2 separate regions of the Homo sapiens genome follow, and region 2 is linked to region 1. A link is an interaction called in ENCODE POLR2A ChIA-PET data of the cell type or tissue named here. Cell type or tissue: A673. All regions are shown on one strand. Links, peaks and the distances in the headings refer to the core of each region. The heading gives the core; the rest is flanking DNA.

Evidence for each region. Peaks named below come from ENCODE experiments on the same cell type or tissue, not always from the same donor. Only the 100,000 strongest peaks of a DNase experiment are listed, where the experiment ranks them.
Region 2: POLR2A ChIA-PET joins it to region 1 with 5 read pairs; 6 of 35 experiments call an interaction of 5 or more read pairs at or near these places.

What each region holds. Positions count from the first base shown.
Region 1 is chr1:43,782,260-43,787,259 of GRCh38, reverse strand. All of the region lies in intron 2 of ST3GAL3 (ST3 beta-galactoside alpha-2,3-sialyltransferase 3), which reads right to left. Among named protein-coding and RNA genes, the nearest start is that of MIR6079, 54 kb to the left of the region's middle. RefSeq lists a silencer at 1,901-1,950. In A673, for the core only: no CTCF peak of the experiment used is centred there; no DNase peak of the experiment used is centred there.
Region 2 is chr1:43,926,809-43,933,784 of GRCh38, reverse strand. ST3GAL3 (ST3 beta-galactoside alpha-2,3-sialyltransferase 3) reads right to left here. Exons shown (of 12, transcript NM_006279.5): 12 at 2,626-3,653. The coding sequence ends at 3,564. Among named protein-coding and RNA genes, the nearest start is that of ARTN, 3.5 kb to the left of the region's middle. RefSeq lists a silencer at 1-32 and enhancers at 543-592, 1,222-1,722, 2,908-2,967, 3,894-4,188. In A673, for the core only: CTCF peaks have their summits at 2,928 and 3,132 (motif pointing left); DNase peaks (open chromatin) are centred at 2,886 and 4,054; H3K27ac peaks cover 1,015 bases.

The DNA of each region.
Region 1 (5,000 bases), core at 1-5,000:
ATCCCAGGCTCCAGCTGTTCCTGGCTCCCAGGCCAGAGGCAGCCATGTGGCCTGCCATACAAGTGACCAAACTGAATTCCAGACCAAAGTACAGCACAGCCTTGCTGCACATGACTTTGTTCAATGAGGAAACCTAGAATTTACTGGCAATCTTTTATTATAGTCAGATGTTTCCTGTGTCTGGTTTCCGAAGTGGAATAAAAGGAATCTAAAGGGAGTATGAAGAAGAATAGGGCTCAGTCTTTCTGCCATTGGACAAGTTTCCAGAGCACAAATTATGCAGCAAATGAGCTACCTTTTGGGGTATACTTATCTTCAGCCAATTACCATGTGTAAGCCTGAGAGACGTAAAAATGAACTAAAAGAAAATTGTTCCCTCAAGTAGCTCACAACCTAACAGGTAAAATAAAAATACATATAAAGCTAAACACAAGACACAGCCGTGGGAAAAACAGTAACAAGGGAGATTTCACTGTTTATCAGTTTAACAGATGTTTACTGAGAAACTACGACACACTAGGCTTGAAAATACAGTGGTGAGTAAGAACAAAAATGTTCTTATTCTCAAGGAATTTTTGTTTTAGTCAGGGAGATACAAAACAACCAAACAAATGAAATGAACAAAATACTGAACAGTGATAAGCAGTACGAAGAATATTAAAGCATGTAACGGAGACCAAGGGTAGAGGTACAGGCAGTGTTAGACAGGGTGTTTCAGGAAGGCTTCTCTGAGGAGGTGGCACCCAGGCTGAGACCTGGAGACAGAAGCAAGCTAAGAAAAGATCAAGAGAAAGAGTTCCAGGCGGAAGGAAAAGCAAGCGCAGCAGCCCTGCTACATCTAAAGAAGAAGTCAGAAGGTCAGTGTTGCTGGCGCACAGAGCACAGAAAGCAGGAGGTGGGAAAACGAGGTCAGAGAGGAAGACAGGAGCCGCATCTGCAGGAGGGTGTACAGGCCGCAGAAAGATGTCTGTGTTCTATTTCATTAGCAATGAGAAGCCCTGCTTAAAACCCCGGGAGTAACAGAGTCGGATTTATATTTTTAAATATAAACTTGGGCCATTATGTGGGAACTAAATTGATTATTCTGGCAACTGAGTAAAAGGTAGATTAGGGGAGAGAGACTGAAGACAGGGAGATCAATAAGGAGGAGACTCATGCAACCCTCTGGGTGAGAACTGATGGTGGCCTGAACCGGGTCGATGGCAATGGGAATAGAGAAAAAAGGAGAAATGCCAAAAAAAAATGCTTAAAAGGGAAAACTTCAGGATGTAGTGACTGATGGGACATGAGTGAGACAGGAAGGGAAGAGAATGATATCTAGCTTGGGCTTGGGCAAATGGATGCTGACTGTTGCTTGATGGAAAGTAGGCTGCATCCTAACCACATGACCCTTCCTCCCCTCTGGCCACTGACAACTGGCCCATGGGCTCAAGGGAAGGTAATCCATAGACTCCTCATCCACCTAGAGGCAGATAGGGTCTCTCTTTTGGGAATTTAAATTGGGAAGTACAGACAGTTGGGGGATTGGTAGGAGACACAAGCAGACAAAGAAGTGTAGAGACTTGGATGCTGTAGGCTGCGCTAGATGCTGGGCCCTAGCGCCCACATTAGTGGCAGAGCATCAGAGCCAAGAGTCACAACCCTGCTGTTGAGGGCAGCAAGACAACTTTAGATTCAAAATGTTCTCCCTGTTCCAGTCTCTGTGAAAACCAGCTATCCCATGGATCATCTTTCCATGAGGCCTTGAGGTTTGGTTTTTCTTCAGTTCCCAGAAGGCCTTGCCTATAGTTAATACTCTTCATGTCTCTTGCTACATTGAAGCTGTCTGCAGTCTGAGCGGCCTCACCTCACCTTCCAGCACCATCCAGGCCTCTACCTTCTGGATGGCTGTGTGAGGTGAACCTGCCACCAGGCTGGATCTGAGCAACACATGTCTCCTCCACAGGGTCTGAAGCTCAGAAGCAGAGGCTCCACTTGGACCACAGCTCTCAACTTTCTTCTCCAATCTAGCTTTATGAAAGAGCCCTTAACTTGGGAGGTTTAGCAGTCTGTTAACAGAACTGATACCTCAATGTTCACGTCGCCACCTGTTTCTTGTTTTTTAGTCTCTCAACTGTTTAGATCCTGGAGGGATCTAACCCCCCCAGTCTTAGTCCCTCAATTTCTTCCCTCCCAACCCCAATCCCAAACAAAACCTGAGTAAATGAGATTCCTGCGGACAAACAGAGAAAAGAAAAGTCTGAGGAGAAAAAACATCATCATTAATTTAGGAGGATGTGATAATATGGACAAGAAAACAGTGAAATAATCAGAGACAGGAGTAGCAGGACAGAGAAAGCCAAAGGAGGTGAGAATTGATCACAAGGAGTATCCCAATGTGGCAAAGAGGCAGAAGAAGCTGATGGCTGAAAAGATAGCACAGAATTATTCACTGGGGAGCATCTGTAACTTCAGTGGAAACAATTTCTGTACAACAATTTGATGGCAAAGACTCAACTGTGAATGGAAGCTGTTGATGCAGTATACTTATGTCAAGAAGTTTCTCCTTAACTTTCATTAATTTAACTTACCAAACATATACAGAGTTCTTACTAAGCTCGAGAGACTGTATGAAAAGATCAGACATGGTATCTGACATCAAAGAGCTTTTGAACCATCAGAGAGATAATAGAGAGATTCAAATAACGATATTACAAGTCTCTAGAGAAGTTGCTATGGGAGTTTATTTTTACTTACTTATTTATTTATTTTGAGACAGAGTCTCGCTCTGTCACCCAGGCTGGAGTACAGTGGTGCGATCTCGGCTCACTGCAACCTCTGCCTCCCAGGTTCAAGCGATTCTCCTGCCTTAGCCTCCCAAGTAGCTGGGACTACAGGCATGTGCCACCACACTCGGCCAATTTTTGTATTTTTAGTACAGACGGGGTTTCACCATGTTGGCCAGGCTGGTCTCGAACTCCTGACCTCAAATGATCCACCCACCTCGGCCTCCCAAAGTGCTGGGATTACAGGCACGAGCCACCACGCCTGGCCTGTCGTTTAGATGCAAGGAGAATTTTTGGCTGGGAGAAACTGGGAAGATATGGAGGAGATAGTACTTAAGCTGGTATGAGATGACCTTATAGGACAGGCTGTACTGGTAGTGTGGGAACAGCTATGGAAAGGCACTGAAGCATGGAAAGTGAGGGGTGTGTGGTTTCAGGAAGGTAAAATCATACCTAACTAATTTAGTAGGGTTTCTTTCAGGAGGTAAAAATGCATGTGACTGAAAGGGAACCAGTCCATACAATCTATTTAGACCTTCATAAAAAGGCTTTGACACATCAAAGACTATTTTTAAAAAGTGAGTCACCATGAAATTGAGGAAGAAACTGCTATGTCATGCCAGGAGACAAAAGGTACCTGGGTGCAGATCAGGGGCAGGACATCCCCTAGGGCAACAGCGTTCACAGGGACATCAGGAAGTCTGGGAGTAGCTGGAATTCTACCAGCTGCTGCCCTCTAAGACTGCGGGGGGTGGGGGCAGTGTAAGGGTGGCACTGCTTACAAACCCCTGTGTGTACGACTCAAGCAGGTGGAATGAATATGGAACTAGGCATGTGCTGCTGAAACTGAGAGTAAGATGGTATATAAGGTTTGGAGCTCAGGGGATGGGAAAAGTTTTAGTACAGCTGCTCTAGAAACAGGAAAGGAAGCTGATAAAGGAAATGGAAAAGGCAATATTGCCAAGTACTGAATAGGGCACAGTCTGAAACTGGGAGATGAGTGTGATTCACCTTTCTATCGAGTCTCAAATGAAAGACAGCCCAATCAGAGACAAGATGGGCAGACTTGGTCAGAGCTTGGTATCAGTGGGACATTTTCAGGAGGACAAGGGGGTAAAGGCATGGAGGCTGCTACTGAAAGGAGCCAGCCTGGGTGAATAGGAATGGAAGGGAAGTCAGCCAGGGCTGAGCACTGGGAGAACAGGGAGGGCAGAAAGCCAGCAACCCAGAAGAGGTCGAGGGCAGGGACCTGCAGGTGGCATGGACCTGTGCAGCACAGCAGACAAGGCATGCGTTTGAACCAGGCCACCATGGTGCTAATCCGGGCTCCACTGTTTTTCCCACTATGTAACTTTGGGCAACCTACTTAAATCTTGCTGAGCCTTAATTTCCTCATCTGTAAAAAGAGTAACACAAAGTTCAAAATTTATCTGAGCCCCCTCAAACTAGATAGTATTAGAATCCCAAAGTGTTCAGATTTTAGGAAAGCAGCATACTGCACAAACCATATATTATTTAACATCCCCCTATGAGGTTTGGGGCAGCATCCTGTAATTAAATATTAATATTTCTTCTATGAAATGAATTTTTATGCTAAAAGGGACTATAAATACATTCATACCATTTCAGGTCAGATTTTACTGCCAAACGAATTTTGACACTGATCTTTTGAAAAAAAAATGTTTAAAGATGTTTCAAGTTCATATTTGCCATACTGGTGGACCATTAATAGAACCCACCTCATAAGGCCATGTCATGAGGATTAGATGTCCAAATTAACATAAAGCACTGAACACAGTGCCTGGCATGTAGTTAAGTCCTCAATACATGCTGCTGTTAGTGTTTTTATCATCAGCATCATCACCGTTGATGACAGTGTGGCTGAAGTAAAAGAGGGACTGATAAGTGGAGAGGAATATAGAGAGGGAGAAACAGTGAAAATAAGGCAGAAAAGCAGACCAGATGGGGTTTTGAATACCAAGTTAGGAGTCTGGATTTTATTGAGTAAAAGTAGACAGAGTAGAGAAAGACACTATATATTTTTCAGAAAATTAATGATATCAACAGATTTTTGCTTCAGGAAAACCATTCTAGCGGCAGTGTGTAAGACAGAGCGTAAGGAGGCTAAGACCTAGCAGGAGAGCTTTGTGGTAAGCCAGGTGACAGACAATGAGGGTCTCACGTGAGGCTGTTGGGGGCCGGATGAAATTCAAAGGGAGAATGGACAGGATTGGG
Region 2 (6,976 bases), core at 1,977-6,976, 140 kb before region 1:
TCCATCCCTCAGCAGCCTCCTGCCCGCCGCCGCAGCCGTCCGGTGTCAAATTCCAGCCCCAGCGTCACCAGATCCCGGGGTGGGGCTGGGAGCGCCCCTGCCCCGCCCCACCTTTCGGGGCTCACCTGGCTGCTCCACCCGTCGGATCCAGTCCCCCCTAGCTTGGCTAGGTCCCCCGAGGTTGGGAGGGGGGTAGATGCTGGGAGGGGCCCCTCGGATATGGAGAGTAGAGAACTCGAGCGGTGGAGAGGCACGGAAACCGGGAGTTGAGTTTGTAGACTCGCGAAGTAGAGAGCTGGGAGGCCGGGCCGAGGGCGGGAGAAAGTGAGTGAGGGCGGGGAGCGAGGGGTAAGCCGGTCCCTGCGTGGGGCGGCTGACTGCTGGTACGTGCAGATTTGGGGGTCCGGCTGTCTGCCCTGCAGCAGCTGCTCTCTGCTCCACCCGATTCTTCTCTCAGCGGCCAGTTCACCTGCCTTGTTGGGTTGCTTAGCCTCTGCGCAGCTTTCAGGATCTGACTCTGCTCTAGTCTCCCCACAGCTCACCTCCTGTGCTGCTTAGGGCTTGGAGTACGGACACACTTGCAAACACGGGAGTCACTGGGGCACAGCAGGGGCAGTGTTGGCAGAAGTGGGTACTGAGGGCTGAAGGCAGGGGTCACAGAGGAGGAACATCTGAGCTGAGTCTTGAAGTAGGTAGCTGGAGGGCAGCATTTCAGATGCCTAATTATGGCAATTTGGCAGGTGGGTTGAGGGCTGGGTGAGTAACATGGATGGAAAGATCCTAACACTGGGGACCATGGGAGGGTTTTGAGCAGAATGGTGTAATCAGACAGGCATTTTTTGTGGATGACTCTGGCTGTAGTAAAGAGGATGGGGTTGGAGAGAAAGGTGGAGGCTGCTGTGGAAAGAGGATGAGGTCTGATGCAGGGCATGAGGGGAGCGTGGGGCTGCCAGGCCCCAATCTGGAACACGCAATTTTGAAAATTCATTAGTGCCTGACTGGATAGGGTGAGGAGGTAGGTAGACCCTGCAAAAGTGTGCCTTTGGCGGGGTGACCTGGGGGAGGGGTACATCCCGGCTCCTGGGAGGAAAGGCAGGGGCTCATGAGTTCGGTGTTGGACATGTTGAGTTGGAAGGGCCTGTGGATTATCCAAGTGGAAATGTTCAGGAAGCCGGTGAATTTGTAGCCTGGAAGGAAGCAGAGAGAGCTGCGCTGGCAAAGGCAATTTGGGAATTGTCAACCAACTGGCAATTGGAAGCTGTGGTCAGGGATGAGAGTGCTGGGGATGTGTGTGGACCAGCTGTACCCTGGCTATGCTTCTGAACCACTAGGGACCTTTAAAAACTACCCACATCCGGGCCTCAACCCAGACCCAAATCAGACTTTCAGGGTGGACATGTGCAGTTTTCAAATTGCACAGGTGATTCTGGTGCATGGCCAGGGCTCAGAACCATAGCTGGTGTGAAAGTAGTTTTCCGCGGTGGTGAGGACTAGAAGTCAGACCACAGAGAACTGCTGCTGGAGGTGGTGGGGCTGCTGCAGGCGTGCCAGGAGCCCCCTGGGATAGGAGGCCAAGCAGGGAGCAGTCTGCTCTGTCACCTCCCACAACCGGCTGCTCAGTTGGGGCACCTGCCTTGGGGCTTTTTCAGCCAGGGACACCACTTATGGCCATTCAGCCTATGCCCTGTACAACTCCACGGGGCACCATCCAGGCAGGAACATGTGCATGGTAGTGGCCTTATTTCCGGTAGAAATGGAGGGGGTTTCTGGGTTGACCTGTCCCTCAGTCAGGGCCTCCCTTACCCCCCTAGCCCAGGAGGCTTCTGCCTAAGGCCGGCCACAGTGGGAAGGAGCATGTGGGAGGCTGCTGGTCCCTGGGATGGCCGGGACTCCAGCCTTAGGGCTCACCAGTGGGAGGGCAGCCCAGGGCTGCCTGGAGTCTTGGATTGGGGTGGGCAGGAGAGAGGAGCAGGAGCCGGCCACCCCACTTACTGCCTGCCACAGTGGCAGTGTGTGACAGAAAGCTCACTTCATGGCCTCAAGTGCAGGCGACAGTCTGGTCTGTCCATTCTCAGGCCTGCCTGGGGATGCTGGGGAAGAGAGGGATCAGACTCTAGGACTCTTAAGAAGGCGACGTGATATCTTTTCTAAAGTATGACAGAGGATACCTAGAGCAGGGCTGAAGGGAGAGGGTGTGCCTCTGTGCTAATGATTGGGGCTGGGGCATGTCCTTCCCAGAGGGACGGGAGTGTCAGTAGTAGGGTAGGTCTGTGAGCCTCTGCTTGCTGCAGGGGCTCAGCAGTATATCTTTCCTGTGCTTGCAGGAATATCTGTCCTTCCAGAGGTGGGGCTGTGGCACCCCAAGGCAATGTCCTAGGGCTCCAGTCCTGTGCCTCTGTCTCCTCTAAGAGTGTGCCCTGAAACCTCTGGTCTCAAAGCAAAGAGGATACAGGAGATGCTCCAGAGGCCTCTGGATGGCTACCTAGGTCCTGCATTGACACAAGAAGTGAAAGGGACCCAGGACTCTGTGGACTGGAGAGAGGGCCCGAGGGTTTGGCATAGTTGCTAAGGCTTTAGGTTCCTGTTTCTTCCAGGAAAGTCAGAGAAGGCAAAAAGAGGCCAGGCTCAGGGAAGAGCTTTATTGCTTCCATGGGGGTGGCCTGGGACGGCTGCCACAGCTTGGGTAAGCTCCTTGGGCCTCACTTCCCTTTGGTCCAGGCTAAAGGCAGAACCCAACCACCTGGCAGTCTTGTTGCTGAAACCTAGAACATGTGGCAAGTTGGTGAGTCCGGGCCTGCGGTAGTCCTATGGATCAGCTGCAGCTGTGGAGGGGAGCTCTTCCCAGCAGGCGGAGCTGGGCGTCACCCTCCTGAGCTTTAAAGTTCTTTCTGCTATAGCCCTGGGGCGGTCTTGTTGGCTCCGAAGGGATGGCTCCAGGGTTTCCCCATGGGACAGCTAGGGCTGGTGAGTGGGAATACCCCGCCTTCTCCCCAAGAAAGGCCAAACAGTGTCATGAGCTGGAGGGGGCTGGCTTGAGATCCTGCCCACCATCCTGTAGCCCCACAGCAAGGTACAGGCTGGTCCTGGCACTCCTGCCCCACAGGGAGCTAACAGGTAACACTGCCTGATGGGCCCTCTAGTGGGCCTCTTCCTGCATGGCAAGTGAACCCAACTTGACATCTCCAACCTTATTTAAAAATAAATTATCCCTACCCTCCCCCCTACCCAAATTCACAAAATGATAATACACCAAACACTGATTGGAGAAGTGATTCCGGCAGCAGCCTTGCTGCCCAGTGTCCCACCACCTGCATGCTGGGCCTGCTGGGCACAGCCAGGAGCCTGCTGGCCCTCTGGCATCAAGGACCCATGCTGAATGAGGCTGAGTGCTGGTCTCTGAGACTGGCTGCTGAGCAGGCACAGCTCTGGCTGCTCCACCAAGGCCTTGCTGCCCCTGGGGCCCTTGGCACCGTCCTTCTCTGGGTCTGAAGACTCCTGTGTAGGTGGTGCTGGCTGCTGCTCCTGGTGGTGCCTGGGCCTCTATGGCCATGTGCTGGGCCCACTCAGATGCCACTGCTTAGATCAGTGATGACGCGAGCTTTCACCAGCTTCCGCAGAAACTCTTTCTCTCGCTGGATATTGTGCGTCCAGGACTGAAAGGAGAGATGAAGTGATCAGTTGGGCCTTTGCTCAAACCTTTACTGCCCCTTCCAGGGCTCGGTGCCTTCTTCGTCACCACTCTCCAATACTCCGTGACTGTGGAAACCTGAAGGCAGATACTGGTAATCAGTTGTGTCTACACGGTAATGATGACCCTGCTCTAGGAGTGCCACAGCTCATCCTCCTCCCTTCCCAAGACAGGGAAAAAAGAACCTTCATACCCCTTTCCTCGTCCCAGGAAAACCGTTAAGCTTCCCAACCTCCCTCCTCAGTGCTGGCGGAAGGACCTTGTTCCCACAGACTTCAAGCCACTTCTTGTCATGAAGCACCTAGGTTATAGACACCCTGCGGGCAGGCAGTGTGAGTCACTGAAGTCCAACAGCAAGGGGTGGCTGAGTCACTCCCTGGCCTGATGCAATCTACTCTCCAGGCCTGGGGGCGGCGGATGAAATCCTGCCTCCCAGATCAGAGGAGCTATGGGGCCTGCGGAGAGATGGCAAATCTTTTTTAGAAAATTAAAAATAGGCCAGGCGCGGTGGCTCACGCCTGTAATCCCAGCACTTTGGGAGGCCGAGGCGGGTGGATCACGAGGTCAGGAGTTCAAACCAGCCTGACCAACATGGTGAAACCCTGTTTCTACTAAAAATACAAAAATTAGCTGGGTGTGATGGTAGCGCCTATAATCCCAGCTACTCAGGAGGCTGAGGCAGGAGAATCGCTTGAACCCGGGAGGCAGAGGTTGCAGTGAGCCGAGATCGCGCCACTGCACTCCAGCCTGGGCAACAGAGAGAGATTCTGTCTCAAAAAAAAAAAATAATAATTAAAACTAATTTTTTAATTGAAAGAATTGTACATATTTTTGGGGTAGAATGTGATGTTTTGATAGATGTATACATTGTGGAATAATTAAATCAAGCCAACCTCACCTACTTACCAATTTTTTATGGTGAGCACATTTGACTATAGTTAATAATAATGTCATATATTTCAAAATTACTAGAAGAGGCTTCTGGGGAAGACTGTACCTGGGATAGGGTCCTTTCCTAACCCCAGGACTCTCACCAGAAAACTTTGATGAAAAAGGCTTGATTTAATGAATGAAGGGCTGAATGACAGCAGCCTTATCAGAGTTTGTCCCCAAGTGACCTCTCTGTTGCGTTTGTCAGCATTGAGCTTCACCATAACTGTTTATTTTTTATCTATTTATTTATTTTTGAGACAGAGTTTCGCTCTTGTTGCCCAGGCTGGTGTGCAGTGGTGTGATCTCAGCTCACTGCAACCTCTGCCTCCCAGGTTCAAGCGATTCTCCTGCCTCAGCCACCTGAGTAGCTGGGACTACAGGAGTGCACCACCACACCCAGCTAATTTTGTATTTTTAGTAGAGATGGGGGTTTCACCATGTTGGTCAGGCTGGTTTTGAACTCCTGACCTCAGGTGATCCACCTGCCTCAGCCTCCCAAAGTGCTGGGATTACAGGCATGAGCCACCGTGCCCGGACCACCATAAATGTTTTTGTTTTTTTTTTCAGATGGTGTCTTGCTCTGTTGCCCAGGCTGGAGTGCAGTGGCACGATCTTGGCTCACTGCAACCTCCGCCCCCCGGGTTCAAGGGATTCTCCTGCCTCAGTCATCTGAGTAGCTGGAACTACAGGTGCCTGCCACCACACCTGGCTAATTTTTTGTATTTGTAGTAGAGATGGGGTTTCACCATGTTGGCCAGGATGGTCTCTATCTCCTGACCTTGTGATCCACCAGCCTCAGCCTCCCAAAGTGTTGGGATTACAGGTGTGAGCCATCGTGCCCGGCCAATAACTGTTAACAGCCACTATTTAGTGGTGCTGAGAAGTGAGCTGGATGCAGTGCCCTGTGCCTGTAGTCCCAACTACTTGGGAGGCTGAGGCAGGAGGATCACTTGAGCTTAGTCCACCTGGGCAACATATAGAAACCCCATCTTTTGAAAAATAATAAATAAATGAATTTTTTACAAAGAACTTATGGCTTGCTCTGTCTAGCCCTTATTCTGATCCAGTCAACCTTCTCCACCTTCCAAATCTTTTACATCTGAAACTCAGGTAGTCATCAGCCAAATTCCCGCAGTCATCAGCCAAATTCCCAATATTCCTCTTCTCTGAGCATTCCCTTCAACCTCTTGTGCTAATCACAAACCCAGCTGCCCTGAAGGAGAGTGCCCCCATACCCCCTCTCAAGTGGTGACCGTTTCTTCCCTCACATTCCACACTCCACAGCCTCTGAAGGCGGGAAGCGTCTTCCTTACACCCCGTTGTCCCTCAGACTCCCTAAAGCCCTCCGGCCCCTTCAAGGCTCCTGTCATTATACTCTGCCATCTGCACTTGCCCCTCCTCATTGCAGATCCCTGGGCGACTCATCCCCATTCTTTGAAGACTTAAGCATCTGGCTCACTGTCTCTCTTTGAGGGTAGGGACTGTTAGGCACAGAGTAGGTGCCTCAATATTTGTTGAATGAAATTAGGTTTTACAGGGAAAACAGAGACTTGGAGGAAAGACAAGGCCAGGATTCAAGCAGATGTGGAAACTCGTTTGCCTCTTTACTTATCCCTCGTCCTCATCACTCCTCTGGAGAAGTAGTAACGAATTTGATGGGTCAGGGTCAACAGCACCCACTAGGAGTCATTGAGGGTTAAAAGGTCAGCAGAGGACTGGACATTTGATGATATTAAGGAATTACTGTTCATGTTTTTAGGTGTAATAATTTAAAAAATAGTCCTTATCTTTTAGAGAAAATGAATGAAGTTTTTTGTTTTGGTTTGGTTTTTGTTTTTGAGATGGAGTTTTACTCTTGTTGCCCAGGCTGGAGTGCAATGGTGCGATCTTGGCTCACTACAACCTCTGCCTCCCGGGTTCAAGCAATTCTCCTGCCTCAGCCTCCTGAGTAGCTGGGATTACAGGCACGCACCACCACTGGCTAATTTGTATTTTTAGTAGAGACAGGATTTCGCCATGTTGGGCAGGCTAGTCTCGAACTCCCGACCTCAGGTGATCCACCTGCATCGGCCTCCCAAAGTGCTGAGATTACAGGCGTGAGCCACCACGCCCGGCCTGAATGAAGTATTTATGGTTGGAGGGATATATGGTATCTGAGACATGTTTGAATCAGTGGAGTGGGAGCATGAGACAAAGAAGAGATGGAACAATGTTGGCCGCCTGTTGATGCCTGTGGAAGGTGGGGGGCAGGAACGTGGGAGTTCATGATATTATCCTCTGTACTCGTAATATGCTTGACAATTTCCATCATAAAAAAGTAAACAAGAAAGTCAGCCCTGGGGTGTAGCTCTCTTG